3 separate regions of the Homo sapiens genome follow, and all the other regions are linked to region 2. A link is a loop called in an ENCODE intact Hi-C map of the cell type or tissue named here. Cell type or tissue: mammary epithelial cell. All regions are shown on one strand. Links, peaks and the distances in the headings refer to the core of each region. The heading gives the core; the rest is flanking DNA.

The links. A loop is a pair of places that touch in the nucleus more often than their neighbours do. Peaks named below come from ENCODE experiments on the same cell type or tissue, not always from the same donor. Only the 100,000 strongest peaks of a DNase experiment are listed, where the experiment ranks them.
Region 1: a loop joins it to region 2, with 9 times the contacts of the local background. A loop is called at or near these places in 28 of 110 quality-filtered maps.
Region 3: it touches region 2 in a loop (8-fold over the local background); 12 of 110 quality-filtered maps call a loop at or near these places.

What each region holds. Positions count from the first base shown.
Region 1 is chr2:55,427,126-55,437,685 of GRCh38, reverse strand. It overlaps the pseudogene BTF3P5. Among named protein-coding and RNA genes, the nearest start is that of CCDC88A, 13 kb to the right of the region's middle. In mammary epithelial cell, for the core only: a CTCF peak has its summit at 5,476 (motif pointing right); no DNase peak of the experiment used is centred there.
Region 2 is chr2:55,264,158-55,274,717 of GRCh38, reverse strand. MTIF2 (mitochondrial translational initiation factor 2) reads left to right here and starts at 5,487. Exons shown (of 16, transcript NM_002453.3): 1 at 5,487-5,549; 2 at 5,979-6,140; 3 at 7,083-7,149. RefSeq lists enhancers at 4,626-5,449, 5,395-5,544. In mammary epithelial cell, for the core only: a CTCF peak has its summit at 5,328; a DNase peak (open chromatin) is centred at 5,437; H3K4me3 peaks cover 1,865 bases; H3K27ac peaks cover 1,964 bases.
Region 3 is chr2:55,507,015-55,517,574 of GRCh38, reverse strand. No RefSeq gene overlaps it. Among named protein-coding and RNA genes, the nearest start is that of CFAP36, 7.4 kb to the left of the region's middle. In mammary epithelial cell, for the core only: a CTCF peak has its summit at 5,873 (motif pointing right); no DNase peak of the experiment used is centred there.

The DNA of each region.
Region 1 (10,560 bases), core at 1,212-9,211, 160 kb before region 2:
ACACTGCATATATATTATCTTTCAGTTCTGGAGGTCAGAAGTCTAAAATAGGTTAGCAGGCTGTATTCCTTCTGGAGGTTCTGAGGGAAAATCTGTTTCCTTGCCTTTTCCAGCTTCTACTTCTAGAAGCTATCTATATTTCAAGATTCATGATCCCTTTGAAGATCTTCTATCTTCCAAGTTGACAGTATAACATCTTCAAATTTCTCTCACTCTCTGACACATTATTTCCTTTTATAAGGGCCCCTGTGATTGCACTGAGCCCACCTGGATAATCCAGGATACTCTTTCCATCCCAAGATCTTTAATGTAGTCACATCTGCAAAGCCTTTTTCCCCTTGAAAAGTAACATATTCAGTTTTCAGGGATTAGGAGGTGTACATCTTTGGGGTACTATTATTCTTTCTCCAAAATATATGTAAGCTTAGTGTTATTTCTTCCTTAAATGTTTGGAAGAACGTACCAGTGAAACCATGTGGGACTGAGGTTTTATTTGTGGGAAGGTTTATAATAATACATTTAAGTTATTTAATACGTAATAGACTCTTCAGGCTTGGTATGGTGACTTGTGTCTGTAATTGCAGCACTTTGGGAGGCCAAGGCTTCAAACTCTTGGCCTCAAGTGATCCTTCTGCCTCAGCCTCATGAGTAGGTGGGACTATAGGCATATGTCACAATGGCTGGCTTTGATCACTGATTTCTGATGTTACTATTTTAATTGTTTTGGGGCACCATAAACCACATCCATATAACATGGTAAACTTACTCAATAAAGGTTGTGTGTGTTCTGACTGTCCCACCAACTAGCTATTATCCCGTCTCTGTCTCTCTCCTCTGGCCTTCATGTGAGACAACAATATTAAAATTAATCTACTTAATAACCCTACAACAGCCTCTGAGTATTCAAATGAAAGAAAGAGTTGGATGTCTCTCACTTTAAATCAAAAGCCAGGAATGATTAATTTTACAACTAAGATTAATGTTAGTTGTCATCTTCTCAAGGCATGTTAAAAGCCAAGATAGGCCAAAAGCTAGCCTCTTATGCCAAACAGTCAAGTTGTGAATGAAAAGGAAAAGTTCTTTTTTTTTTTTTTTTTTTTTTTTTTGAGACAGGGTATTCTCCGTCACCTAGGCTGGAATGCAGTAGCATGATGATGGCTCACTGTAGCCTTGACCTCCGGAGCTCAAGCCATCTTCCTACTTTGGCCTACCCCAAGTAGTTAGGACCACAGACGTAAGCCACCATGCCTGGCTAATTTTTAAATTTTTTATAGAGACTGGGTCTCCGCATGTTGCTCAGGGTGGTCAAAAGCTCATGGGCTCAAGCAATGTGCCCACCTTGGCCTCTTAAAGTGCTGGGATTACAGGCATGAGCCACTGCACTAAGTCTAAGAAATGTTCTTGAAAGAAATTAACACGCAAATAAGAAAGTGAGAATGTGAGAAAGTGAGAAAGGCTGTTGCCAATATGGAGAAAGTTTTAGCGGTCTGGATAGATCAAACCAGCCACAACATTCCCTTAACTTAAGGCAAGAAAGTTAGCAAGGCCCTAACTCTCTTCAGTTCTGTGAAGCTGAGACAGGTAAGCATGCTGCAAAAGAAAAGTTGGAAGGTAGTGGAGGTTGGTTCATGAAATTTCATGAAGAAGCTGTCTCCATAACATGAAAGTGCAAGGTGAACAGCAAGTGTTAATACAGAAGCTGCAGCAAATTATCCAGAAGACCTAGCTAAGATTATTGATCAAGGTGGCTACACTAAATAACAGATTTTTAATGTATACAAAATAGCCCTCTATCAGAGGAAGATGCCATCTAGGACTTTCAAAGCTAGAGAGAAGTCAATGCCTAGCTTCAAAGAACAGACTGACTTTCTTGGTGGGGGCTAATGCAGATGGTGACTTTAACTTGAAGCCGATGCTCATTTAGCATTCCAAAAATTATAAGGCCCTTAAGAATTACGCTAAATTGGTGTGTACACCCAATCTCAGCTGGTCCACCCAAGACCCCCTGAGCACCAACCCTAGTCCCCCGGGTGGCCCCTTATCCACTCCGACAAGATGAAAGAAGCAATCATGAACCAGGAAAAACTCGCAAACTGCAGGCACAAGTGCGCATTGGTGGGAAAGAACTGCTTGCAGAAAGAAGGTGGTTCATAGAGCAGCCGCAGCAGATGATAAAAAACTTCAATTCTCCTTAAAGAAGTTAGGGGTAAACAATATCTCTGGTATTGAAGAGGTGAATATGTTTACAAACCAAGGAACAGTAACCACTTTAACAACCCTAAAGTTCAGGCATCTCTGGCAGCGAACACTTTCACCGTTACAGGCCATGCTCAGATAAAGCAGCTGGCAGAAATGCTACCCAGCATCTTAAACCAGCTTGGTACAGGCAGTCTGACTAATTTAAGGAGACTGGATGAAGCTCTGCCCAACAATCTGTGGATGGAAAAGCACCACTTGCTACTGGCGAGGATGATGATGATGAAGTTCCAGATCTTGTGGAGAAATTTGAAGAGGCTTCCAAGAATGGGGCAAACTGAATTGAGTCAACTTCTGAAGATAAAACTTAAAGTTACTGGGAGCTGCTATTTTATATTATGACTGCTTTTTAAGAAATTTTTGTTTATGGATCTGATAAAATCTAGATCTCTAATATTTTTAAGCCCAAGCCCCTTGGACACTGCAGCTCTTTTCAGTTTTTGCTTATACACAGTTCATTCTTTGCAGCTAATTAAACCAAAGAAACTTGGGAATCAAGTTTGAAACAAAGGTTAATAAAGTTCTTTGCCTAGTTAAAAAAAAGAAAGAATTATACTAAATCTACTCTGCCTGTGCTCTATTAAAGGAGCACCAAAGTCCACCTGACAGCACATCTGTTTACAGCATGGTTTACCGAATATTATAAGCCCACTGTTGAGACCTGCTGCTCAGGAAAAAAAAGATTCCTTTCAAAATAACATTGCTAGGGCCCAGTGCAGTGGCTCACGCCTGTAATCCCAGCACTTTGGGAGGCTGAGGCGGGTGGATCATGAGGCCAGGAGTTCGAGACCAACCTGACCAACATGGTGAAACCCCATCTCTACTAAAAATACAAAAATTAGCATGGCGTAGTGGCGTGTGCCTGTAATCCCAGCTACTCGAGAGGCTGAGGCAGGAGAATCGCTTGAACCAGGGAGGCAGAGGTTGCAGTGAGCTGAGATTGCACCATTGCACTCCAGCTTGGGCAACAGAGCAAGATTCCATCTAAAATAAATAAGTAAATAAATAAAAATAACATTGCTCACTGACAATGTACCTGGTCATCTAAGAGCCCTGCTGGAGGTATACAAGGAGATTAATGTTTTCCTGCCTGCTAACACAACATCCATTCTGCGGCCCACAGATCAAGGAATAATTCAACTTTCATCTTGTTATTTGTTTGGAGAAAAAGTCTCAAAGTGTTGTTTCCCTCTGCTCTCACACCACAACAATCAACACAGAAGGCTTCTGTGGCTAAATGTGTGGGGATTTTTGCCCACCAACAAGCAGTGAACACCAATCTGATACTACCTGGAGACAGATCAGATCCCACAGGTTGAGGGCTCAGTCCTCAAGGCTAATCCCCAAGCTTCAGACACAAGTCACAAGTCTGGGCCTGGTGAACTTCTGACTGTCTTCAAGTTGGAGTCCCCACAACCACTTCTTTGGGTTCAATTGATTTGCTGGAGTGGCTCACCGAACTCAGGGAAACATTTATTAATACATTTACTGGTTTATTATAAAGGACATTATAAAGGATACACATGAAGAGAAGTATACAGTGAGGTATAGGTGAAGGAGCACGGAGGTTCCATGTCTTCTCTGAGTGCACCATACTGTAGGAACCTCCACATATTCAGCTATCTGGAAGCACTCCAAATCCTGCTCTTTTGGGTTTCAGAGAGGTTTCGTTACATAGGCATGATTAATTAAACCATTGGCCATTGGTGTTCAATTAACCTTTGTCCCCTTATCCCCTCACCGGAGGTTGGGGGATGGGGTTGAAAGTCCCTATCCTCTAATCATGCTTTGGTCTTTCCAGTGACCACTCCCAACCTGAAGCTATTACTCAATATTAGCCGTACAAAGAGACAGCACTTTGGAGATTCCAAGGATTTTAGGAGTTGTGTGCCAGGAAATGGGGAAAAAGCCCAAATATACATTTCATGATATGACATTAAGAAATATGCTATAGCTGCCAATGATAGTGATTTCTGTGATGGTTCTGGAAAAAATACCTTGAATACCTTCTGGAAAGAGTTCACCATTCTAGATGTCTTTTCGAATATCCACGATTCATAGGAGGTCAAAATATTAATATTAACAGAAGTTTGGAAGAAGTTTATTCCAACCCTTATGGTTGACTTTGAGGGGTTCAAGACTTCAGGGGAGGAGGTAACTGTGGTGGAAATGGTAAGAGAACTAGAAGTGGAACCTGAAGAAGTAGTTGAACTGCTGCAATCTCATGATAAAACTTGAACGAATGAGTAGTTACTTCTGATAGATGAGCAAAGAAAGTGGTTTCTTGAGATGGAATATACTCTCAAGTGAAGATACCATGAACATTGTTGAAATGACGACAAGAACTTAGGATATTCCATAAAATTAGTGAATAAAGCAATGGCAGGGTTTGAGAGGATCGACCTCAATTTTTAAAGAAGTTCTACTGTGGGTACAATGCTATCAAGCAGCAGCTCATGCTACAAAGAACTCTTTTGTGAAAGGAAGAGCCAATCAATGTAGCACACTTCATTACTGTCTTATTTGAAGAAATTGCCACAGCCACCCTAACCTTCAATAACTACCATTCTGATTGATTAGGAGCCAGCAACATTAAGATAAGACCCTCCACCAGCAAAATAATTTTGGGTCATTGAAGGCTCAGATGATCATTAGCATTTTTTAGCAATAGAGTATTTTTTAATGCAGGTATATATATTTTTTTATACATAATGCTACTGCACACTTAATAGACTACAGTATAGTATAAACATAACTTCTTATGCACTGGGAAACCAAAAAATTTGTATCTCCTGCTTTATTGCAATATTCGCTTTATTGCAGTGGTCTAGAACCAAACTACTCCAAGGTGTGGCTATACTTAAAATCATGATGTCTTAATTTGTTTGCTTAAAATATATCTGCATGTGTATTCTAAGCAGATAAATCAAGACATGATTATTCATATTATTAGAGGTAAGTGAAATTTAGAGAGAGGTCTCCAGGCTAGACCATATTCATTTCTCTCTTTGAACTCCTGTGGTTGTTGCTGTCTACACTATCCCCTTACTACTCGAAGTGTAATTTCAGAGGTATTCCTGTAATTGTAATATAATGCCAGCATATGTTTTTTATGTTACAAAACATAACAAACATTATTTCAGGAAAATCGAAATACCATCAACAAATGAAATGTGAAATAATGCCCTTGATAGTAATTTCTTTTCCTTTCTACCAATAGAGGGCAACATGAACAAGTTGCTGACTTGATGGCAGTGTTCAAACCTCCTGTCTCAGCAAAGTTCAAAAAAGACAGTATTAAACTTGTGACAAACAAAAGCAGTAGAAGTTGAAACTATAAAACATTAGTAGGAGGAGCTCCTGTCTGGTTTCTCTGCCTACAGTCTCACCTCTTTCCAATCCCCCTACTATAGTGCTGCTAGAAATTTCTTCTAAAGGAGAAATCTGATATCATTCCCTTGATTTTTTTTTTTAAAGCTCAGTTGTACTCTACGACCAATAGGATAAAAGGCCAAGTTCTTTAGTGTGATATTTGGGTTTCTTCTTAATATGACTTTAACTTTCATTTCTCACCATTGTCCACATTTGGAAACTTCTTTAGCCACGTCAAGCTACTCATGGCTCCTCAGACACAATATACTCTTCTATACCTTGATGATGCTTTGCTTTGGTGGTTCTTCCACCTGAAATTCCCTGTACTTCCACTCCCCATTAAACACTTACTTATCACTCAAGGCCTGGCTCAAAAGTCATCTTTCTGTGGAGACTTTCTTGACTTTCCATTATTGAACCTTGTTTCTCCCACAAATAGCATATACTACAGATTGAATTGTTTTAGAATAATTAGTTTGTATTCCTTAGCAGACTACAAGGTCTCTGAGGGTTCATGTGTCAAAAGGAAATGTCTTATTCATCTTCATGTCTCCAATGCCTAGTATGCAGTAAATACTCATAATGTGTGTTTGTTGAATGAACAAAGAAAAGGAACTAAATAGAGAGTTCTCATATTGGACAAAACACCTTGTGTAAAATTTTAGACAGACATTGCAGCTAAGGCTTGTAGATGGTGCTTCTCACAAGATCAGGAAGCATCAGATGTTACCAAAAGATTATTTTTGAAATATATAGATGTTTTTGGAGAATTTTAATTTCCCTATTGCCTCTTAGCAGCCAGATTTTTTTTGTAGTATAGTTAAGATGGAGGTTCTTTGGTGCAGAAGTACAGGGATATTATGTTACTTACAATTTAGAGAAATCCTGGTTGCACGAGGTCACCTATTTCTAAGCCAGGTGGAATTCTACTTTCCTGCTTCTCTGGAGACAAGGGATGATCTACAGTCTGTGTGTACTTGGCATACTCAATAACCAATTCCAGTCTCATTTATGTCTGTTTGCTGAGATTAGCGTTCACACAGTGACGGAAGAAGAAGGTATTCCTTTCATGATTCTACCTCAGACTTGTACACTGCAATACATTTAAAAACACATGATGTATATACCAGTAAGTAGACACAGCTGATGTTTTGCAGAGGTGATCATTGCTATACCATCTGCCAGGTTTTGCAGTTGGTTTAAAAAAAAAAAAAGAAATTAGTTCAGCAGGATTTGCTCTTCACAAAATCATGTTGAGTTTTGCCAATTCTATGTAATTTGATATGCTCTTGCTAATTGAGTAAGAGAAAAATGCTTTCACATTGCACTGCAGGAAAAATATGGCCATTGTCCTTATGACCCTTGTTAAAAAAAAAAATTCGGTCATGAGTTAGATAGGGTTATAGTAAATAAAGGTGAAAATAAAAAAGACTGAGACAGCTGAGTAATTCAAAATTGTAACTAAATCAAAACTGTTTGTAGCTACCATAATAAAATTGATATACTACTGCCATGTCTTAAACTAAACAGAAGGAGGAGGTTAAGATCTAAAACTAAGAGTAGGCTGCCTTTTGGGATCGAAATAAATCCAGTCCAGAGCTTGGAGGTCTGTCTACTAGTAAATTTCCATAAAAAGTGTGTAGGAGTTTGTGATACATGACACAGATAGTTTCTTCCTAATTCAGAGTCGAAATCCTCACATGATGAATGTATTGCAAAAGATAAGCAATCTAGCTGATGATTAGAAAAAAGGATTTGTTAGGAGACTTTTTGGCCCTTTGTTTTTTTTGTTTTGTTTTGTTTTGTTTTTTGTTGTTGTTGTTTTTTTGAGACAGGGTCTCACTCTGTGGCTCAGGCTGGAGTGCAGTGGTGTGATCACAGCTCACTGCAGCCTCGACCTCCTGGACTCAGGTGATCATCCCACCCCAGTGTCCCCAGTTGCTGGGACTACAGGTGCATGCCATCATGCCTGGCTAATTTTTGTACTTTTTGTAGAGCAGGGGTTTCACCAAGTTTCCCAAGCTGGTCTCAAGTTCTCGGGCTCAAGCGATCCTCCCGCCTTCCCCTCCCAACGTGCTAGGATTATAGGTGTGAGTCACTCTGCCCGGCCTACTATGTTAATTTCATAATGATTGAAAATTAATTAATTCAACAAATTTATATATTCCACTAATACAGAGCACATACTATCTGCAAGACACTGCAGGACACTGATACTATATATTTGTCGGTTAAAATAAAATTGTTGGCCAGGCACAGTGGCTCACACCTGTAATCCCAGCACTTTGGGAGGCAAGGGCAGGAGGATCACTTGACCCTAGACCCTATGTGTTGAAGACCAGCCTGAGTAATGTAGTGAAACCCCATCTCTTAAAAAAAAAAAAAATTAGCCAGGAATGGTGACACACACCTATAGTACCAGCTACTCAGGAGGCTGAGGTAGGAGGGTGGCTTAAGCCTGGGAGATCAAGGCTGCAGTGAGCTGTGATCATGCCACTACACTCCAACCTGGGTGATAGAGCAAGACACTGTAAAAAAAAAAAATTAATACCTTGCAGCAATCGATCATAGATGTTGACCTATACGCCATAAATTTTATGGCAGTTTAACATTCTTATCAGCTGCCTCTGTCTCTTCATGACATTTTACCAAAAGCTTAAGCTTCTGTTAAATTGAAAATAATTGCCTTCTTATATGACTTTCAGAAAATCTACAGAAATGGTTCTAGGTGTTCTCCACACCTTTCACATGCAGCTCTGTGCTACACAGTCTTCTACTGGGGCTTCTGGTCCCACTGTCTTCTGTGCCCTGAAGGTTGACCTCTATGGACACCATCATATGGGGCTTCTTATTCTTTACTTCCAGGGGGTTCAGCCAGAAGGGAAGCACTGGCCTGAAATATAAGTGAGGAGGATGGAGAGATTGGGATATTTATTTGCCTTTCTTCTGCATCATGATTATGGCAGTGGCTCCACACTGTATGGACACAGTTCCTATTTAAAGACTCCTCTTCCAAGGCTCCAGGTCTTTCAGGGTTCTGGCAGCACAGTTTCCTCCTCTTGCCCCTTCAGGCCTAGGGGTGAGAAGTGCTCCTTGCTATCGTTCATCCTTGGGTGGTTCCCTGCCCCCATGTTCATTCACTTACCTTCTCATGCCTCTCTAAATCATTCCTTCATTACTTTCTTTTCACTTAAATGCTTTTTTTTTGTCTGAAGCAGCCTAAAGTTAAACACTTTAAGTGTGCCCTCTGCTTCCTGCTAGAACTCAAGAAGACTAGAAACAAACAAACAAAAATTTTATATACAGAAGAAAAGTTATCAATGGTAACATGCTGAAAGAATGAAAGCAATTCGAACTATATCTGAATCAACAGAGTAATGAAATTCAGCTTCCAAGGAGCTTGTAGACCATTTCTGCAATTCCAGAAGGTAACTATATACAATATAGTTGGATAGTTTATTTAATTATTTGTAGTCAGTTAATTCACAGGGAAGAAAGTCATTCCTGTTTTTTGTTTTGTTTTATTTGCATCCTATGCATTCAACAAGGATAGAGCCGCGCCTATTTCTTTGCCTATAGTGTATGGCTGCTTCTTGCTACAATGGCAGAGTTGAGTCATTGTGAGAGAGACCTTATGGCTCACAGAGCCTAAAATATTTACTATCTGGCCTTTTACAGAAAAAGTTTGCCGACCTCTGAACTAATTGATTGAATGATATATAGTTTGTAGTTTTATTTCTTTTGGCCTCATTTAGACACAGTCTTTTGTGCTCAGTATGCTTATCTTATACATATGGTGGTTCAATAAATATTGATTAGTGAAGAAATTGGGAATGCACTGACAAACTTAGAACTCATGACCGTCAGTTTTGTGATAAACATGGAGAACATATTTTAATTTTTTGTAAGATTTATTAGCCAAATTGTATACATGATTATAGGAATTTGAACTCTGATTTTGTAAAAATTGTTAACCTGGGTTGGGTGTGGTGGCTCACACCTGTAATCCCAGCACTTTGGGAGGTGGAGGCAGGCAGATCACTTGAGGCCAGGAATTTGAGACCAGCCTGGCCAACATGGCAAAACCCATCTCCTACTAAAAATACAAAAATTAGCCAGGCACAGTGGTCCATGCGTGTAATCCCAGCTACTCGGGAGGCTGAGGCATGAGAATCACTTGAGCCTGGGAGGCGGAGGATGCAGTGAGCCAAGATCGCGCTACTGCACTGCAGCCTGGGCGACGCAGCGAGACTCTGTCTTAAAAAAAAAAAAAAAAAAAATTGTTGACCTGGCAGTACTACGCATTTAGTATATGATAAATATCATTACTAAAAATGCATTTGAATTCTATTTATTGATTAATTCAAACTGAGAGGCATGTTCAGCCTTGTTTCTGTTTTTGTTTAGAGACAGGGTCTCATTGGGTCACTCAGGCTGGAGTGCAGTGGCACAATCATGGCTCACTGCAGCCTTGACCTTCCGTCTCAAGCTATCCTTCCACCTCAGCCCCCTGAGTAGCTGGCGTTATAGACATGTGCCACCACATCTGGCTAATTTTAAAATTATTTTATAGAGATAGGCACTCTGTCGCCCAGGCTGGAGTGCAGTGCCGTGATCTCAGCTGACTGCAACCTCCATCTCCTGGGTTCAAGCAATTCTCCTGCCTCAGCCTCCCAAGTAGCTGGGATTACAGGGACCCGCCACCACAACCGGCTAATTTTTTGTATTTTTAGTGGAGAAGGAGTTTCACCACTTTGGCCAGGCTGGTCTTGAACTCCTGACCTCAGGTGATCCACCTGCTTCAGCCTCCCAAAGTGCTGGGATTACAGGTGTGAGCCATCACACCTGGTCTATTCTTTTTTATGTTTTTTCTTTATGTGTTGTGGATTTTTTTTCCAAATATGACGATGAAATGTATTATTTTTATGAGAA
Region 2 (10,560 bases), core at 2,038-10,037:
CTCCTGACCTCAGGTGATCCACCTGCCTTAGTCTTCCAAAGTGCTGGGATTACAGGCTTGAGCCACCAATATACATTGTATCTGTATGTATATTTATGCGTGTTTTAGGATATCTTTCTTTCTTTCTTTCCTTCCTTCCTTCCTTCCTTCCTTCCTTCCTTCCTTCCTTCCTTCCCTCCCTCTCTCCATCTCTCCCTCCCTCCTTCCTTCCTTCCTTCCCTCCCTCTCTCCATCTTTTTTTCCTTCCTTCCTCCCTCCCTGCATTCCTTCCTTCCTTTTAGAGTCAGGGTCTCACTCTGTCACTCAGGCTGGAGTGCAGTGGCATGATCATAGCTCATTGTAAGCCCGAAATCCTGAGTTCAAGTGATCCTCCCACCTTGGCCTCCAGAGTAGCATAGGACTGCAGGTGTACACCACCATGCCCAGTTAATTTTTTTATTTTTTGTAGAGAAGGGTCTTGCCATGTTGTCCAGGTCTCAAACTCCTGGCCTCAAGTGATCCTTTGGCCTCAGCCTTCCAAAGTGCTGGTATTACAGGTGTGAGCTACTGTGCCTGGCCCTTTCTTTCTTTTTTAAGTCAACTTTTTTTGTTTGTTTGTTTGAGACGGAGTTTCACTCTTGTTGCCCAGGCTGGAGTGCAGTGGCACGATCTCAGCTCACCGAAACATCCACCTCCCAGGTTCAAGCAATTCTCCTGCCTCAGCCTCCCGAGTAGCTGGGATTACAGGCGTGCACCACAATGCCCGGCTAATTCTGTATTTTTAGTAGAGATGGGGTTTCTCCATGTTGGTTAGGTTGGTCTTGAACTCCTGACCTCAGGTGATCCACCCACCTCGGCCTTCCAAAGTGTTGGGATTACAGGCGTGAGCCACCGCACCCAGCAATCAACCTTTTAATTTTGGAATAATTTTAGATTACAGAAAAGTTGCTGAGATAGTGGAGCGTTCCCAAGTGCCCTTTACCCAATTTTGTTAACATCTTACATTAATCATGATACACTTGTGAAAATTAAAAAATTAACATTGGGGTATTACTGTTAACTAAACTACAGACATTATTCAGATTTCACCAGTTTTCCCACTAATGTGCTTTTCTGTTAAAGGATTCTATCCAGGATACCATATTGCACTGAGTTGTTATGTCTCCTTAGTCTCTTCTGATCTGTAACAGTTTCTGAGTCCTTTCTTGCTTTTCCTAACCTTGACAGTTTTGAAGAGTACTGGTCAGGTATTTCGTAGAAGGCTCTTTAATTGGGTTTCTCTGATGTTTTCCCCATGATTAAAGTAGGGTTGTGGGTTTTTGAAAAGGATATTACAGGGGTAAAGTGTCCTCATCACATCATTTCAGGGGGTGTCTATGATATTAAAACGACATTGCAGGTGATGTTCACTTTGATCACTTGGTTCATGCATTGTCTGCCACGTTTCTCCACTGTAAAGTTACTATTTTCCCTTTTCCATACTGTGTTCTTTTGTTTTTTTTTTCTGAGACGGAGTCTTGCTTTGTTGCCCAGGCTGCAGTGCAGCGGCACTTGGCTCACCACAACTTCCGCCTCCCAGGTTCAAACGATTCTCCTGCCTCAGCCTCCTGAGTAGCTGGGCTTACAGGCGCGTGCCACCATGCCCGGCTAATTTTTAGTAGAGACGGGGTTTCGCCATGTTGGTCAGGCTGGTCTGGAACTCCTGACCCCGTGATCCATCTGCCTTGGTCTACCAAAGTGCTGGGATTAACAGGCGTGAGCCACCGTGCCCGGCCTCCATATTGTATTCTTTGGAAGCAAGTTAGTAAGTCCCGCCCACACTAAGGTGGAGAGGAATTAATCTTCACTTCCTAGTGAAGGTTTTATATATATATATATATATATATATATATATATATATATATATATATATATATAAAATTTGGAATTCTTCTGTAAGGAAGATTTGTTCCTTCTCTATGTATTTATTCAATTATTTATTTATATCAGTATGAACATATGTATACTTAGTTGATACTTTTGGTTATAATCCGGTACTATGTTATTTTGCTGCTCAAATATTTCCAGCTTTGGCCATTGGGAGCTCTTTCAGGTTGGCTTCTCTGTTCCTTTAACTGTTTTCATTCTCTTCTTTTTTCTTTTTTTTTTTGCTACTTTCTATATTTTGGTATATTGCTTGAATTTTCTACATTAGCATGATTAGAAAATCTTAATGATTAGAAAATTAGAGGAACATAGATGCATATATGGTTATTTTCACCTTAATATTGTGGAAAAAAGATCTGGCAACTACTTTGATGGTTTACCAACTGATTTCTGCTTGTTTCTCAACTGCCTTGCAAGCCAAGTAAGACAGCAAAGAATTACTTCTCACAGAAATTAAACTTCAGTAGATATCTGCGAGTAGTAGGTAAAATGATAGCAGTTGGAGTAAACTTCAATAGTTTTCAACTGTTGTGCCTGTTAGGTTCAGTTAAAAAAAATTTCCAGGCCTAGCGCACTGGCTCACACCTGGAATCATAGCACTTTGGGAGGCTGAGGCGGGCAGATCACTTCAGGTCAGGAGTTCAAAACCGGCCAGGCCAATTGTACTAAAAATACAAAAAAAATTAGCCGGGCATGGAGGCAGACACCTGTAATCCCAGCTACTCTGGAAGCTGAGGCAGGAGAATCGCTTGAACCTGCGAGGCGGAGGTTGCAGTGGGCTGAGATCGTGCCATTGCACTCCAGCCTGGGTGACAGAGTGAGACTCCATCTCAAAAAAAAAAAAATGTCCAGGAGAGGAGTTTGCATTAAATCATTCAGTAACACCGATTACACACCTTTGTAGTAGGCATTGGGAAAGTGGGGAAAAAAAAGAGGTTGGTAGGTTGGGATGGGGGCATGAGTTAGGAGGTAAGATGATGGTGTAGCAGGATGAGCCGCAGACAAAACCTCTCAGACACCGAGTTGTAGAAGGAAGGGCTTTATTCAGCTGGGAGCATTGGCAAGCCACTGCCTTAAAATCCGAGCTCCCTGAGTGCACAATTTCTGTCCCTTTTAAGGGTTCACAACACTAAAGATTTCACATGAAAGTGTCGTGATTGATTTGAGCAAGCAAGGGGTACGTGACAGGGGCTGCATGCACCGGTGGTCAGAGACAAACAGAACAGGGCAGGGAGTTTCACAATGTTCTATACAATGTCTGGAATCTATGAATAACATCGGTTTCTAGGTTATGAGTTGATTTTTATTTTATTTATTTATTTATTTATTTATTTATTTATTTATTTATTTTGAGACGGAGTCTCGCTCTGTCACCCAGGCTGGAGTGCAGTGGCGCCATCTCGGCTCACTGCAAGCTCCGCCTCCCAGGTTCACGCCATTCTCCTGCCTCAACGTCCCAAGTAGCTGGGACTACAGGCACCCGCCACCACACCCGGCTAATTTTTTTTAATATATATTTAGTAGAGACGGGGTTTCACCGTGTTAGCCAGGGTGGTCTCGATCTCCTGACTTCGTGATCCACCCGCCTCGGCCTCCCAAAGCGCTGGGATTACAGGCGTGAGCCACTGCGCCCAGCCTGAGTTGATTTTTAACTACTGGGTTTAGGCCAGGCAGAGCCAGGCCTGGTTTTGGGCCTGGCGCCGGACTGCCTGTCTTTGATTTCACTTCTTTTTTCTCTCTTAAAACAGGTACTGAGTATAAAACAATATAAAACAATATGAGAGGGTCTCTCTCTTCCCTCAATGGCAAGTATGCTTTTGAGTAATGAACTTCTGTACCATACCAATTACCCAGGGGAGTGGTAGATCTTAAAGACAAAGATTAATTGATTGATTTTGTTTTCTTCTCAAATTCCTTTTACCAAAAGACAGAGATAATAAAACAATATTTATATTTGAGAGGTGGTGATGGTTGTGGTCAAAACGACCAGCTGAAAGTCATAATGTCCAAGCAAGATGAGGGAAAGCTCTGGGGGCAGGCAGTAATAACCATAACAGCAAACACATACTATGAACCAGGCACTACTTATCAACAGTTTATCAACCCATTAAAAGCTTATTGCAGCCGGGCGTGGTGGCTCATGCCTGTAATCCCAGCACTTTGGGAGGCTTAGGTGGGCAGTCACCTGAGGTCAGGAGTTCGAGACCAGCTTGGCCAACATGGTGAATTAGTGAGGCATGGTGATGTGCCCCTGTAATCTCAGCTACGCGGGAGGCTGAGGCGGGAGAATCACTTGAACCCAGGAAGCGGAGTTTGGTTGCAATGAGCCGAGATCGCGCCATTGTGCTCCAGCTTGGGCGACAGAGTGACACTGTCTCAAAAAAAACAAAAAACAGTCTGGGAGAGGTGGCTAACGCCTGTCATCCCAGCACTTTGGGAGGCCGATGTGGGCGGATCATCTGAAATAGGGAATTCGAGACCAGCCTGACCAACATGGAAAAACCCTGTCTCTACAAGAAACACAAAATTAGCCAGGAGTGGTGGCACATGCCTGTAATCCCAGCTACTCGGGAGGCTGAGGCAGGAGAATCGCTTGAACCCGGGAGGCAGAGGTTGCGGTGAGCTGAGATCGTGCCATTGCACTCCGGCCTGGGCAACAAGAGCGAAACTCCATCTCAAAAACAAATAGAAACAAAAACACAACAAAAACCTTATTACAATCCTGTGAACTAGCTACTGTCATTACTATAATGTAGATGAACAAACTGGGACATGGACAGTTGACAAAACATTCCCAACCACACACTAGGAATGAGCTGGGATAGGAAACCAGGCACTCTGGCTCTATTACTCCTAATGCCATACACACGAGCTGACTTAGGAGAAAACAGAAAGTACTGTTCGCACAATACTAACTGGTTCTACCGCCACTGTTCGCTTGCATTTGTTTTTTCCTTCTTGTTAGGAACACGTATCTTTGAAGGAGGTATCATTTCTCCCACAATTCTCCATTTAACGTTTCCTACAGTGTTAAGCACCACCGAGGCCTCTCATAGCCCCAGAGAAGAAGTAATTTGCTTCCTAGAAATCCTCACTGTATCCAGATTCCCTCCCAGAGGAGCCATCAGTTCTCATGGGTGGCACTTTTTCTCCAGCTGATTACACTTTTTTTCTGTACCAGTTAATTTTTCCAACTTCTAATTGAATAAAGGCAGTTTTCTTAAAAAAAAAAAAAAGAGAAAGAAAAACGGAAAGGAAGGAAGAGGAAAGGAAGGAAGAAATGAAGAAAGGAAGGAAGGAAAGAAAGGAGAGGGACAGAAAGAAAAAAAGGAAAGAGAGAAAGAAAGGAAAGGAAAGTAAGAAATGGAAGGGACCTGCAGAAACGATTCACCACGCGCGGCTGACCCTGGGAGGAGCCACAGGTTGAACCAGCGCCTCCCAGGCTGGACGCCCGCCGCGGACACCGCAGACAGTCCCACCCCCAGCGGCGACAGCAACTCTCTGAATTCCGGAAAGAACCTTTTCCAGCGGGACCGGAAGCCCGGCGGGGACCGTAGCGGGGACGGACTGACCTACCGACCATTCTTCCGGGTCCAGAAGGTGATCTCCGCCCGTGCTCAGAATCCAGGGGCCCGGGGCTGTAGGTAGGAGTTAAGTGGGTAGGATCCCTTAACCAGGGTTGTCCGGTGCAGGTGGTGTGTGTTGTTTCGCCTAACGTGTCAGTGGCACAAATCACGCGAACTTCATAAACATTGTGCGTTCGGAAGCCTTTCCAAGATGCATTTAATCCCTGCGTGAGCCCACGTTAGGCATTCACGAAGGCATGTGCACTGTTCTCTCGGAAGCGGCTGGCCGGCTTCCCCTCCTCGCGCGCGGCTGTGGGTGCAGGTCCTCACTTCCCAGCCTCCCATGGGCCCAAGGCCTTCTGGGCTCCAATTTGAGGCGAGCCACCCCAGATCCGTAATTTTTCTGCAGTGATTTATTTTTACCTTTCTGGTAAGTTCCAAAGCTTCCAGCTCACATTCAGACGTTTTCCCTAACGCAACTACGTATTTGCAACATACTTTTTTCAGATTCCTTGACAAGGATATCCTAGCGGCGAAACAACACCGTACTGGGAGTCAGAACGTCTGGGTTCTAGTCTTGACTGCCATTAACTAGCGGTATGACATTGGAGAAGCTTTTTTGACCCTTCTGGATTTCCGTTTCCTTTTCTGTAAAATGAGGAGCTTGGAGTAAGTGACAAGTTTCCTTCCAGTTTTGACATTTGGGTTATTGCCTCCAATGTGTCTTTCCAGTTCCTGCCTCAATTACATATCTGTGCTTTGGTTAATATCTCGTAGGGTCCTTCCTCCCACTCCATTAATCTGTGCTCTTCTCAAATCTGGTTTCATACTGATTTAAAAATTATTTTCTCAAGGAATCCTGTGTTACCTGAGCACTCTACTTCTTGGTCCAGGGGCACAAACGTAAATAAGATATTTTCCATGTGCCATTCTTAGAAGTATTTAATGTGTGTAAATACTATTGAATGAATTTCCAAATCTTCTTTTTTTTTTCTTTAGACAGAGTCTCACTGTCGCCCAGGCTGGAGTGCAGTGGCCTGATCTCGGCTCACTGCAGTCTCTGCCTCCTGGGTTCAAGCGATTCTCCTGCCTCAGCCTCCCAAGTCGCTGGGATTACAGGCGCCCGCCACCGTACCCGGCTAATTTTTGTACTTTTAGTAGAGAGGGGGTTTCACCATGTTGGCCAGGCTGGTCTCGAACTCCTGACCTCAGGTGATCCGCCCGCCTCGACCTCCCAAAGTGCTAGGATTACAGGCATGAGCCATCACGCCCAGCCTGAATTTCTAAATCTTAATGTGTTTATTTCGTTGGCATTAAGTTAGATTTTTCCTTGATCTTTACTCGAATAAGCCTTTTAAGGTAAAATGCTTGCTCGATTACACACACATACACAACCTCATAATTGTCCGAAGGTAAACAAGTTAATGACTTGTGAATATTTTTAACTTATAAGCAATGAATCCTCAAAGCTTATAAGCGAGTATCAAGACATGTGATATGGTTTTAAAATAGCTGATGATAAAGTATATACATCATCTCATTTTCTCCTCTTAGTCTTGTAATAGGAAGGACAGATATTCAAACACTTATTTATTTATTTATTTTTAACAGAGATCCGGAAAATGAGGCCCATAGGAAACAAGTGACTTGCTGAGTCCAGATAACACTGACTGTCAGAGTGAGTGTCCACCTAAGGTTCCTTTGTTGCCTAATAAGATACTTTCTTTGCTATACTGTACTTGTTTCTGTTATCATTTCTTTTCTTTCTTTTAAAAAATATTCAGTATAGGCCAGGCGCGGTGGCTCACGCCTGTAATCCCAGCACTTTGGGAGGCCAAGGCGGATAGATCACCTGAGGTCAGGAGTTCAAGACCAGCCTGGCCAACACGGTGAAACCCCGTCTCTACTAAAAATACAAAATAATTAGCCGGGTGTGCTGGCAGGCACCTGTAATCCCAGCGACTTGGGAGGCTGAGGCAGGAGAATCCCCTGAACCCAGCAGGTGGAGGTTGTAGTGAGCCAAGATCACGCCATTGCACTCCAGCCTGAGCGATGAGCAAAACTCCATCTCAAAAAAAAAAATTCAGTATATTCTATTTACCATGTCAGAACCATACATTTACTATGTCAGAACCATAAAATACACTTTGGGAAGATTGGTTGAAATGTAACATTTAGGCTAGGCGTGGTGGCTCACGCCTGTAATCCCAGCACTTTGGGAGGCTGAGACAGGTGGATCACCTGAGGTCAGGAGTTTGAGACTAGCCTGGCCAACATGGTAAAACCCGGTGTCTACTAAAAATACAAAAATTAGCCTGACACGGTGGCACACACCTGTAGTTCAAGCTACTTGGGAGGCTAAGGCTGGAGAAAATTGCTTGAACCCAGGAGGCAGAGGTTGCAGTGGGCTGAGATCACACCACTGAACTCCACCCTGGGCAACAGAGCGAGACTCCATCTGAAAAAAAAAAAAAAAAAAAAAAGAATGAAATGTAGCATTTAATGCCTAGTTATCTAGCAAAGATCACCCGTCCAGAGCCTTAATTTCTTTGGTCACATCAAATAACTATTATCATTTGTGAACAATTTTAAAGACTATCTAGTAGAAAATATAAATATATTTATATAATATATATGTTGTATATAAATATAAAATATAAGCATATTGTAGAAATGCCATATTATGAGATAAATCATTAAAAAAAAATTTTTTTTTTTTTTGAGACAGAGTCTCGCTCTGTCTCCCCGGCTGGAGTGCAGTGGCGTGATCTTGGCTCACTGCAACCTCTGTCTCCCGGGTTCAAGAAATTCTCCTGCCTCAGCCTCCCAAGTAGCTGGGACTACAGGCATGTGCCACCACGCCCAGGTAATTTTTTTGTATTTTTAATAGAGACGGGGTTTCACCATGTCGGTCAGGCTGGCGTCGAACTCCTGACCTCAAATGATCTGCCTGCCTTGGCCTCCCACAGTGCTGAGATTACAGGCATGAGCCACTGCGCCTGGCCAAAAATTTTAAGGCTTTGTAAAAGTTTATAATTTTGTTCAAGATAGCTTTATATGGTTAAGGTAAACGCATTGAAATAGTTCATAATTTCCATTCTTTTTTTTTTGTAATGCTGAAGAATATATGTGTCTCTCAGTATCTATGGGGCATTGGTTCCAGGACCCCCGCTGCCGCATGCCAAAATTTACAGATGTCCAAGTTCCTTATATAAAATGGCGTATATTTACATGTAACCTAAGCACATACCATTGTATACTTCATGTCATCTCTAGATTACTTATGATACCTAATACAAAGCAAATACTATGTAAACAGTATACTTTAGGGAATAATGACAAGGAAAAAGGTGTACATATTCAGTAGAGACAGAACCATCTTTTTAAAAAATTAAAAAAATTTTCGATCCACAATTGTTTGAATCCACAAATGTGGAACACATGGATACAAAGGGCTGATTAGTAATGTTTAATGATATAAAATAATATTCACAATGTATTCTTTAGTGTAAAAAGTTGTAAAACAAAATTAATATGACCTTATTTTTGTGAGTAAAATAGATAAAAGCACAAAGAAAAGAGTTGAAAATATATATATTAAAATGTTAACTAAAGTTATTTTTGAGTAGTGAGTAAAAGAAAATCTATACTGAAGAGTCTAAAAGGCTATACCCACTACTTGGAAATGTACTCTCCATTGAAAAGCAAACAGACAAACAAAAAAAACCTTAAAATGACTTTACAATTTATAGAAATAATTTTGCATATTATTGCAATGAAAACACGACCCTAGGTTATAATCAGTCATCATAGGTAGTGTCTCGTGTGCCTGAGATTCATTGTATTGGCAAGCTTGCTTTAACGACAATGAACTGTTTGTGGAATGGAACCTGGCTTATTAAACTTTGAATCAACAATATCAAGCAGAAAGCCTGGCATATGGTACTTAGGAAATGTTTCCTAAGAAGAAAACATGTTCTTCTTCATTTTTTTTTTTTTTTTCAAGACAGAGTTTTGTTCTTGTCGTCCAGGCTAGAGTGCAATGGCATGATCTCGGCTCACTGCAACCTCGACCTCCCGGGTTCAAGTGATTCTCCTGCCTCAGCCTTCTGGGTAGCTGGGATTGCAGGCGCCCGCCACCATGTCCGGCTGATTTTTGTATTTTTAGTAGAGACAGGGTTTCACGACGTTGGCCAGGCTAGTCTCGAACTCCTGACCTGAGGTGATCCGCCCACCTCGGCCTCCCAAAGTGCTGGGATTACAGGCATGAGCCACCACACCCAGCTGGAAAACATGTTCTTTTTACGTTGTTTTTGTCGTTCCTGTCCTTAAAAACTGAAAAGCAAAGCCATAGAAATGCAGTCTTGAGAGCAGAGGCAATAGAGGCCACGGGGAGGAAAAGAACTATATTACTAATGAGTTCTGTTACAGTTTTTTCTCAAAAAAACTCTTCTTTTATTCTAAGAATAATACTCAAAAGGCATTATTCAATAAATATTGGGTGTCTTCTTCCTACTATAAAGCATCTTTTTTTAGGGGGTGAGATGGGAAGATGGAAAAGTGTTAAGAGTTCAAAGACGATTCCAACTAGAGGAAGTGTGTGCAAAGTTTCAGAGCTGAGATGAGAAACCATTAGAGATGACAGGTGGGTTACAATAACAAAAGCTTGAGAGGTAGGAGTGTAGAGACTCTAAGAGTGTAAGAAATAAAGTAAGGCTGGGCATGGTGGCTCATGCCTGTAATTTCAACACTGTGGGAGGCCAAGGTGGATCACTAGATCCCGGGAGTTTGAGACTAACCTAGACAATGTGGTGAAACACCATCTCTACCAAAAAAACAAACAAAAAATTATCTGGGCATAGTGGTGCGCACCTCTAGTCCCAGCTATTAGGGAGGCTGAGGTGAGAGCATCACCTTAGCCTGGGAGGTCGAGGCTGCAATGAGCTGTGACCATACCACTGCATTCCAGCCTCCAGCCTGGATGATAGAGTGAGACCCGGTTTCAAAAAAGAAGTTTCAGGGTGTTTAACAGAAATGTTATCATTTGGAATTCGCACTTTAGAAACATTACTCTAGTTGTGATTTGGTT
Region 3 (10,560 bases), core at 920-8,919, 240 kb before region 2:
TTTTAAAAAATAGTCTTTGCCAATCTACTAGGTTAAAATGATAGCCCCCCCCACAGCCCTTTTTTTTTCTCGAGACAGAGTCTCGCTCTGTCACCCACGCTGGAGTGCAGTGGTGACATCTTCGCTCACTGCAACCTCCACCTCCCGGGTTCAAGCGATTCTCCTGCCTCAGCCTTCCAAGGAGCTGGGATTACAGGCACCCGCCACCAAGCCTGGCTAATTTTTGTATTTTTAGTACGGGCAGGGTTTCACTATGTTGGCCGGGCTAGGCTGGTCTCAAACTCCTGACCTCAAGTGATCTGCCTACCTCGGCCTCCCAAAGCGCTGGGATTACAGGCATGAGCCACCACGCCCGGCCTCATCCACACTCATTGTTCAGCATTAGAGTCTTTCTTTGTCTTCAGTCTCTTCCAAATGCTTCTCAATTCCACTGGAAGCAGATAACTATGATGTAAGAGTTTTCCTTTCTTTTATTTTCTTAGCCTTGTTTCTAAATCTCTAAATCTAAATGGGCAATGTGGATTCCTTCAGGCCTGCAAGTTCTCTCATTTGTTTCAAAATATTTTATTATTTCATTTTCTCCTTAAAACATAAGGCTTTTCTTTTTATTCATTGCTTGAGATTCTTATAAGCAGGATGCTTACACAGATTTGAGATAATGTATTCAATACGCTTATCATAAAATAAACTCAGAAGAACAGCTTGCACACTGTTAGAGCAATGCATATGGATGTACTGGGGCAAGAGTAAGAAGATAGCATGGGTGTGTGTTACGCATAGGTCATTTAGCAGTGTTTTCAGTGTTTCACAGTAATGCAAAGCACAGTCATCTCTTGGAAAATCACAACTTATTTTGGCAATTTTATTACTCCTTTTACTGTTCTTACCACATAGGAACAAATTTTAATGTTAAAGATATGTATAACAGGCCGGGTGCGGTGGCTCATGCCTGTAATCCCAGCACTTTGAGAGGCCAAGGTGAGTGGATCACTTGAGGTCAGGAGTTTGAGACTAGCCTGCCCAACATGGCAAAACCTCGTCTCTACTAAAAATTAGCTTGGCGTGGTGATGGGCGCCTGTACTCAGCTAATTGGGAGGCTGAGGCAGGAAAATCGCTTGAACCTGGAGACAGAGGTTGCAGTGAGCCGATATTGCACCTCTGTACTCCACCCTGGGCAACAGAGTGAGACCCTGTCTCCAAAAAAAAAAAAAAAAGATACATGTAACAAAACTAAAATAGATGCACACACATAAATAAATATATATACACAGTACATGACACACATACACACACCAAGCACTTTTACCATGGGGTTGATAAAGGCTAGGATTACAGGCGTGAGCCACCGCGCCTGGCTGAGAACACATATTAAAAGTACTTGGGATTATGCTAGGTACTTAGTAAATGCTTAATACATATTAGATATTGTTATTGTATGTAGTTTAGGTATCGGTTTGCTTAAAAATTTGCAGCATGAATGCAAGGAACTATTCATTTTATTTTGCCTCTTCTTTCAATGACAAATCATTTGTGTTTTTTGCTGCAGCCCTAGGAAATCTCTTGCTTCTCCCCATCCCCTGTACTGATACTGAGTGTCTGCCCTACTAAAGGAATATAAAATTCAAATCGTAACAACATGACTGCATTTTCAAGGACCTTGTGAATAACAATTATTCACATTTATATAGTACTTTACAGTTTACAAAGAGATTACATCTATTTGACTTACAGCAAACTTGTGAGCTAAATAAAGATGATATTAAGATTTTCTCCCTCTTTTAAATGGTGTATTAGTTTGCTAGGACTGCTATAACAAATTACCACAGACTGGGTGGCTTGAGCGGCAGACATTTATTTTCTGAAAGTTCTGAAGTCTATGTCTCTGATCAAGTTATTGGCAGGGTTGGTTTCCTTTGAGGCTTCTCGTCTTGGCTTGCAGATGGCTGTCTTCTCCCTGTGTCTATACCTGGTCTTACCCCTATACAGCCTATGTACTAATCTCCGTTTCTTATAAGCATATCAGTCATATTGGATTAAGGCCCCCTAATAACCTCATTTTAACTTAATTACCTCTTTAAAAACCTTATCTCCAAATATCGCATTCTGAGGCACTGTGGACTATCACTTCAGCATATGAATTTGAGGGTAACACAAATTCCACACATTAACAGATGGAAGAACTGAGTCTGTGAGGTCAAGTGTCTTGCCCAGGCTCAGAGCACAGTCAGGACTTGTTTTCTGTACTAGACACCTAAGCAACAAGGAAACTTCTAATTTTCACTTTCTGATATATCATGGAATTTTTTCCACATCATTGAAAACACTTCTACATAATCCTTTTTAATATTACCTAGTTTCCCATTGTGTGATCATAATTTATGTAAGCAATCCTGCATTGATCTAAGATGTTTCTTGCACTTTTTAAAAAAATATGCCTGGGAAACATAGCGAGACCCTGCCTCTGCAAAAGAAAAAAAAAAATTATCCAGGAATGGTGGCAAGCACCTGTAGTCTCAGCTACTCAGGAGGCTGAGATGGGAAGATTGCTTGAATTCAGGAGTTGGAGGCTGCAGTGAGCTCTGATTACACCACTGTACTCCAGCCTGGGCAACAGAGTGAGACCCTGTCTTAAAATAATAATAATAACAACAATAATAATAATTCTACTATGAGCACCCTTGTAATTAAATATTTGCCACTAACCTTTATCATTTTGTGAAGATGAATTCCTAAAAGTAGAATTGTTGAATCACACATTATGCGGCTTTTAAAGATACTTCTACTTACTTTTTTTAAGAGTTAAGTATTGCACCTCCTACAATAATCATGGTTAAATGTTAAGTAGTTATCTTTTTTATAGTAGTGTTTTATATTCATGAGTCTACACATCCATACACATGCACAGATATATCTCAGATAGTTTGGATATTGCAAAATTAATCAAGGAAAGACTATTGTGAATTCTGGAGGAGGCTGACTCATTAATTTCACGAGTGGATCTCCAACTCCAACACAATGTTTGGCACTGAGAAACCCTCATTGAATATTTGATGAATATCTGAATGATAATCTAAGAATATAGTGCCTTACATTTGCCTAAAAATAATCTATTTATCTTTGCTGCCCCTGGGAGAGATGGTAAAGTTGTAACTACTGCAAAACAGGATTTCATTTTGTTTTAACACTAACAAAACATGCTTACATTCTAGATCAGAGGGCTTAAAGTAACTATTAGCAATAGGCTTAAAAATACCCACACAATGGAAGTGTTATTTTAAAAAATAATTTATAGACCGTATAGAACGTCACTAATGAATTCAGCTTTCAAGAGCAGGAAAAAGGTCACTGCTTTAATCCTGTTAATTGCCTTTATTCTGGCTCTAGAAATTTTAGAAGTTCTAAATTATAAGTTCATTGCAAATATTCTTATTTGATTATTTGGCTCATATAACGGCAAAGGAATAGAGGAGGTTTCCATGGGTTGGCAAATAAATAATTACCTGTCATATTTTGAAATTCTCCCAATGAGTTGTTACCTTTTTCATTGCATTTGCAAATGTAACATCACAAAATTGCCATTGTTTTTTCAATTTTTTTGTTTTCTGTTTCTCATAATCTATAAAATATTCAGCAGCTCAATTTAAAATAGAGAAATAACAAAAACACATTAAGCTTTCAAATTGCAGCTAAACACATTAATTTGGTGTAAAATGCTATAACCTAAAATCCTTTCTTTCTTTACTCATTGAGTGCATACTATGCTTGAAGCATTAGGCTGAAAACATAGAACTACAGATGTGTTACATTCTAAATTCCAACTGTTTGACAATTTGCTTTTTTTTCAGGATAGAATGTGGTTTCTTCATCTCTAAATGTTTTGTGGGACTATTCCTGCATTTTGACTTCCCTTTCTTTATTCATTAAGGTTTTCCCCATTGTTTTATTATTTGATTTGTGTATAGGTAAATAATCATTCTGTCCGTTTTACTTTCTTCTCTTCTACCTTTTATTACTTACTGAGTTGACTCTTTCATGTGTCTTCCATTGTGTTTTCTCACCTATTTTCCTGATTTTTTTCCTTTTAAGTACTGTATTAGTGACTTTGGGGAGGACAACTAACTTATGGAAAATGTTTATGTCTACCTTAGCTCTAATTCAAGTTCTCTTAAAGGCAGCTTTGACCTAAATTAATGGACTCTAAACTCTTTTGATCAGATACTCCATCAATAAAAAAATGTTTGAACACTCCCCGTAATATATGAGTATATATTTATGTACAAATGATATACATGTAATATACATTTATGAATATAAATAATTATATAATGTATGATTTAAAAACAAAAGTTGACAATGGAAATTAACAAAGGATGAGATTAAAATATGTATGTTGATGTTCGCATACTTTTTCTCTGAGCATCAATGGATCATCTTGTGCACCCACTGTGGAGGCCACTAGCTTGGGCTTTATCCTTGTCAGACAAGTAAGGAAATCAATGAGTGTCCTATTTACTCTAGTCCCTTTTAGAATATTCTGGGGAAAATGATGATGATAACTTCAAGATTCATATTTGGAACCCAGGACATTGAGCTTAACAATAATATATGTGCCTTGAAAAAATCAAACATTACAGAACTACACAATGAAGAAAGTGAAAGTCTCCCATTTTTCTTACTATCTAAAGAAAACCATTGTAATTGTTTGGTTATTGGCCTCCACATTTTTTTAAATGAACATATTAACGTATATTATTATCTTCTTTAACCAAAATGTGGCCATTCTCATTTATACGAGTTGTTTCATTACTTAATTTTCCAAGGATATCTTTCTGTGTTGATAAAAAGAGATTTTCTTTTAAAAGGATGCATGGGCCAGATGCCGTAGCTCATGCCTGTAATCCCAGCATTTTGGGAGGCCAAGGCAGGCAGATCTCTCAAGCCCAGGAGTTCAAGACCAGCCTGGCAACATGGTGGAACCACCATCTCTACAAAAAAAACAATAATTTGTTGGGCTTGTTGGCTCCTGCTTGTAGTCCCAGCTACTCGGGAGGCTAAGGTGGGATGTTTGCTTGAGCCTGGGAGGTCAAGGCTGCAGTGAGCCCTGACTGCGCCAGTACACTCCGGCCTGGGTGACAGAGTGAGATCTTGTCTCTAAAAAATAATAAATAAATAAATAAATAAATAAAAGATGCATGTGTTCCATTGTATGATGTATCTTAACTTATTTAATAAGTACTTATTCATACTCATTCCCAATGTTTCGCTCTCATAAACAATGGTACAATAAACATTCATGTACATATATTTTTGCATTCTTCCCTGGGTGTTTTCATAAGATAAAAGTGGAATTCTGGGTGTAAGGATATGAAATGTTTTTGGAACAATAAAATTTTCCATTGGTATTACTTAATTGCCCTCCAAAAGATAGCAGTAATACCCTCCCCAAAAGATTGGCTGCTTATTTTCCCATATCCTCTTTAGCGCTAAAAGGTATTAGCGTTTCAATGTTCTTTTTGGTCTGGAATGAAAAAAAATTTTTACTTGTTTTAATTTGCCTTTGTTTAATTGTTAATGTGACTGAGGATTCTTTTATATATTGGTCACATATTTGTGGGAGCAATAATTTTTTGTTGTTTCTATTTTTAACTTTTCATTATGGAAATTTGCAAGCATACAGAAAAGAAACATCATGCTTTAAAAATTGTCAGCGTTTTTTGCCAAACCAAGACGTCATATTATTTTATATAGGAAGTAGGATTGGAAGATGTCATTTAATGCCCTTTTGACCCAGGCACTCACTCCTAATTCCTTGGCTTTCCATAACAAGTTGTGAACTGTCTTGCTGCAGTGAAAACGTAGGTGCTGATTTAGATCACCAGAGGGCAGACCACGGGAAAAAAGGGAAAAAAGGAAAGGAAATCAACATCAACCAAGATCCTGCTTCAGTGTGACCCAGAGGTCTTAGGGAGCTTGCTCTCCCATTAATATTGGAGAGGAGGGGAGATTAATCAGAGGCATTGTTTTAAACCGTAGTAATGCATTTAATTATCTGATAGTAATATATTTAATTATCTGAGAGTAATGTATTTTATTATCAGATAAAATATGTTTTCTCATGAATTTCTAATCATTCTTTTATGGCATCCAAAAATTATGTTTTAATTACAATTGCATCAAATCTGTAAGACAGTTTGAAAAAAAAAGGTCCTTATGATATTTATTTTTCCTGTTGAAGAATATGGTGTTTTCCCCATTTAAGTCTTCATTTGTATCTCTCAATCAGCATTGTAGTTTTCCTTATAAAGATCATGCATATCACTCATTTTGCTTGGGTGAGTTTATTTTACATACATTCTAATTGGGTTTTGATGATTTTACAGAAATATACTGATTTTAGCAGCATTAACATTTAATATCTTTTTTTTTTTTTTTTTTTTAGACAGAATCTCGCTCTGTCTCACAGGCTGGAGTGCAGTGGCATGATCTCGGCTCACTGCAAACTCCGCCTCGCAGGTTCATGCCATTCTCCTGTCTCAGCCTCCCGAGTATCTGGGACTACAGGCACCCGCCACCACGCCCGGCTAATTTTTTGTATTTTTTAGTAGAGACGGGGTTTCACCATGTTAGCCAAGATGGTTTTCACCGTGTTAGCCAGGGTGATCTCGATCTCCTGACCTCGTGATCCGCCCGCCTCAGCCTCCCAAAGTGCTAGGATTACAGGCATGAGCCACCGTGCCTGGCCAATATCTGTGTTCTTTTATTAATTATAGTAGTTATGAGGTGATTCTTTTTAATTTTCTTGCTATGCAATCATATATTCTAAAAAATATATATTTTTTGTTTTTGCCCTTCCACTGTTTCTCTTTTTTCTGTTTCGTATTTTATTACAGTCACTAAAGATGATAAACAATGTGAAATGTTTAATAATGATGATAAAGAATGAATCTTTAGGCCAGGCACAGTGGCTCACACCCTATAATCCCAGCACTTTGGGAGGCCAAGGTGGGAGGATTGCTTCAGCCCAGGAGTTTCATACCAGCCTGGGAAACATTTTGAGATCCTGTCCCTACAGAACATACAAATAAAATTAGCCATGTGTGGTGTGCATCTGTGGCCCCAGTTACTGGGGAGGCTGAGGTAGGTGGATCCCTTGAGCCCAGGAGGTGGAGGCTGCAGTGATCTGTGATTGCACCAGGGCACTCCAGCCTGGGTGTCAAAGGGAGACTCTGTCTCAAAAAAAAAAAAAAAAGACAAAAGAATACATCTTTACCAGGTATAACTGACTTTTTAAAATTTTTAAGAAAGGCTGGGCATGGTGGCTCACGCCTGTAATCCCAGCACTTTGGGAAGCTGAGCAGGCGGATCACCTGAGGTCAGGAGTTCAAGACAAGCCTGGCCAACATGGTGAAATCCCATATCTACTAAAAATAAAAAAATTAGCTAGGTGTGGTGGTGCAAGCCTGTAATCCCAGCTACTCAGGAGGCTGAGGCAGGAGGATCATTTGAACCTGGGAGGCGAGGGATACAGTGAGCCAAGATCATGCCACTGCATTCCAGCCTGGGTGACAAGAGCAAAACTTCATCTCAAAAAAAAAAATTGTAAGAAATACTCTTCATTATGCTTATTTTAATTTTTTTTTCACCCAGCCTGGGCAACAGAGCAAGACTCTTTGTCTCGAAACAAAGAAAAAAAAAGTTTTTATAGAGATGGGGGTCTCACTGTGTTACCCAGGGTGGTCTTGAAGTCCTGTGCTCAAGCAATTCTCCCACTTTGGCCTCCCAAAGTGCTGGGATTACAGACATAAGCCACCTTGCCCAGCCCAGGTTAAGGTTTTAATGTATTTTTGAACTGTTTGCTGGCATTTTAACTATTTTATATCTAATATTTATAGTAGGATTTGTCTTACTAAAATTTTTTGGTGTATCACATCTTTATTGAATTATAGTGTCAGAGCTATGTTTAGCTCATAAGAGAACTAGATAATATACAATTATTTTCTCTTTTGTTCCAGAAAAATATATAATGATTTTTATCCATGTCAGTATTATTTATATATTCCTAAGGCATTTCTGAAAAGAATGCTGTTTTTAAAATTTAAAAGTGGAAAATAAATAAATGTTTGTATCACAGTAGAGACATTTTATAATTCAAAACCCTTAACTGTTAATAGAGGTTATTTTTTTTCTACCCCTACATGTTAAAGAAGTGCCTACCAAACTCATCATAAAAGATTATTTCTGTCTGGGTGTGCTATGGGTTATACTATTATATAAAGCAGACAAAATCCTTTATTTTCCTCAGCTGTTCTGCTCAGTCACAGAAAGAATAAAATGATGCCTAGTTATTCAGCATCTGAAATGTTATACCAAGTCAAAAGTTGCTGCATATTTACTTTTCACAAGAAGCTATTGCATTTCTTAGGTGCTGGAAGATAATAGCCACAATAAGCCATTACATTTCTTACTAGCTTATAGATAATAAAATTCCAAGGAAGTCTTCCTTGGAAGAAAAAGGCAGTAAAGAATTTGACCCTTGTTTTATCTAGTTGTATATCTTGCCTCTAAAAGTAACTTTTCAAGCCAGCAAGGGTGTGTAAATAAAGAAAAAGAAAAAAAATAGAAGTAACTCATAGCATGGATAATTAAAAAGTAGTTGTGATAAACTTCCAGGTAAGTAATATTGATAAAGCTTAATTATGACCCTTTCACTCACAACTGGTCATACTCCATGACAGCATCAACAGAACTTTCTACCCTAATGAAAATGTTCTATTTCTGCATGTCCAGTGTGCTCTGTGTCCAGTGTGGCTCTTGAGAGCTTGAAATATGGCTTGTACAACTGAGAAACTGAATTTTCTTTTAATTTAATTTAATTTATTTATTTATTTTGAAATGGGGTCTTGCTCTGTTTTCCAGGCTGGGGTGCAATGGCACAGTCTCAGCTCACTGCAACCTCTGCCTTCTGGGTTCAAGCGATTCTCCTACCTCAGCCTCCTGAGTAGCTGGGATTACAGGCGTGCGCCACCACGGCCGGCTAATTTTTGTATTTTTAATAGAGACAGGGTTTCACCATGTTGTCCAGGCTAGTCTCGAACTCCTGACCTCAGGTAATCCGCCCACCTCGGCCTCTCAGATTGCTGGGATTATAGGTGTGAGGCACTGTCCAGGCCTATTTAATTTTAATTAATTTGAATTTAAGTAGTCACACGTGGCTAGTAGCTACCATATTGGACAGTGCAGCTTCAAAGTATGAAATTTACTCAGTATGAGTACATTAAAAACTTAGAATGTTTCACCACTAAACATGTCCTTACTATGCATACATAATTTTCATTTCTAATATTTTGACAGTTGAGAATCAGTATCAGTCTCTGCTCATGTCTCCAAAATTATTTATACTGGCATCTTAACAATTTGGTTTGACACTTACTTCCTATCTGAGCGTCCTTATTTTGCCATTCTGAGAAGGATCTGTTTTTTCCACCTTTGGCATTTTGTTGCTGTTGTTTCCCTTTGTTAACATTCTTTTAGCTCTGTCTGTACTTTTTGCATCTAATCCTACTGAATTTTTGCTATTTTTTTAATAGGTGATTTGGTTTAAATAATGGACATGAACATTTTGCCATGTATAAATTATGGATAATTATATCAAAAAATGGTCTTGGGTAAGCAGGAGAATCGCTTGAACCCAGGAGGCGGAGGTTGCAGTGAGCCGAGATCATGCCACTGGACTCCAGCATGGCGATAGAGCGAGACTCAGTCTCAAAAAAAAAGAGAGAGAAAACAAAAGAGTTTACCAGGCCGGGCATCCCAGCACTTTGGGAGAGTGCCAGTTATATCCATCTCCACAGGTTCCCTGAAGATCTCATTCTTATGACTAGTTATCTCCTTCACTCTAGAATCTAAGGAATGGTTTACAACTATTTATGGGTTCTTGTGTCTAATCTTTAAATTGTATTCTTGTTTTGTTGAGCATCCAGGGACATATTAGTTAATCATTTAGTCCTGGCTGTCTTGTGATTTTAAAAAATGCCTTTGGCGGTCGGGTGCAGTGGATCAAGCCTGTAATCCCAGCACTTTGGGAAGCCGAGGTGGGCAGATCACTTGAGCCCAAGAGTTTGGGACCCTCCTGGGCAACACGGGGAAACCCTGCCTCTACAAAAAAATACAAAAATTAGCTGAGCGTGGTGGCATGCACCTATACTCCCAGCTACTTGGGAGGCTGAGGCAGGAGAATCACTTGAACCCAGGTGGTGGAGGGTGCAGTGAGCCAAGATTGAGCCACTGCACTCCAGCCTGGGCGATAGAGTGAGAACTTGTCTCAAAAAAGAAAAAAAAAAAAGGTTTACAAAAAAAATTTTAATGAGAACTGTAAGAATTGAATCAACACTTTAGTACTGAAATTACACCCATATCATTGAACTACTTTTCAAAGATGAATCCATTGTCCTAATCCATTACCATAATTACACTTTTTTAAAAACTCACTGAAACTATGCACTTCAGTAAACACCAGTTTTACATGTAGTATCCACAACCATATCCATTATTACTGAAAC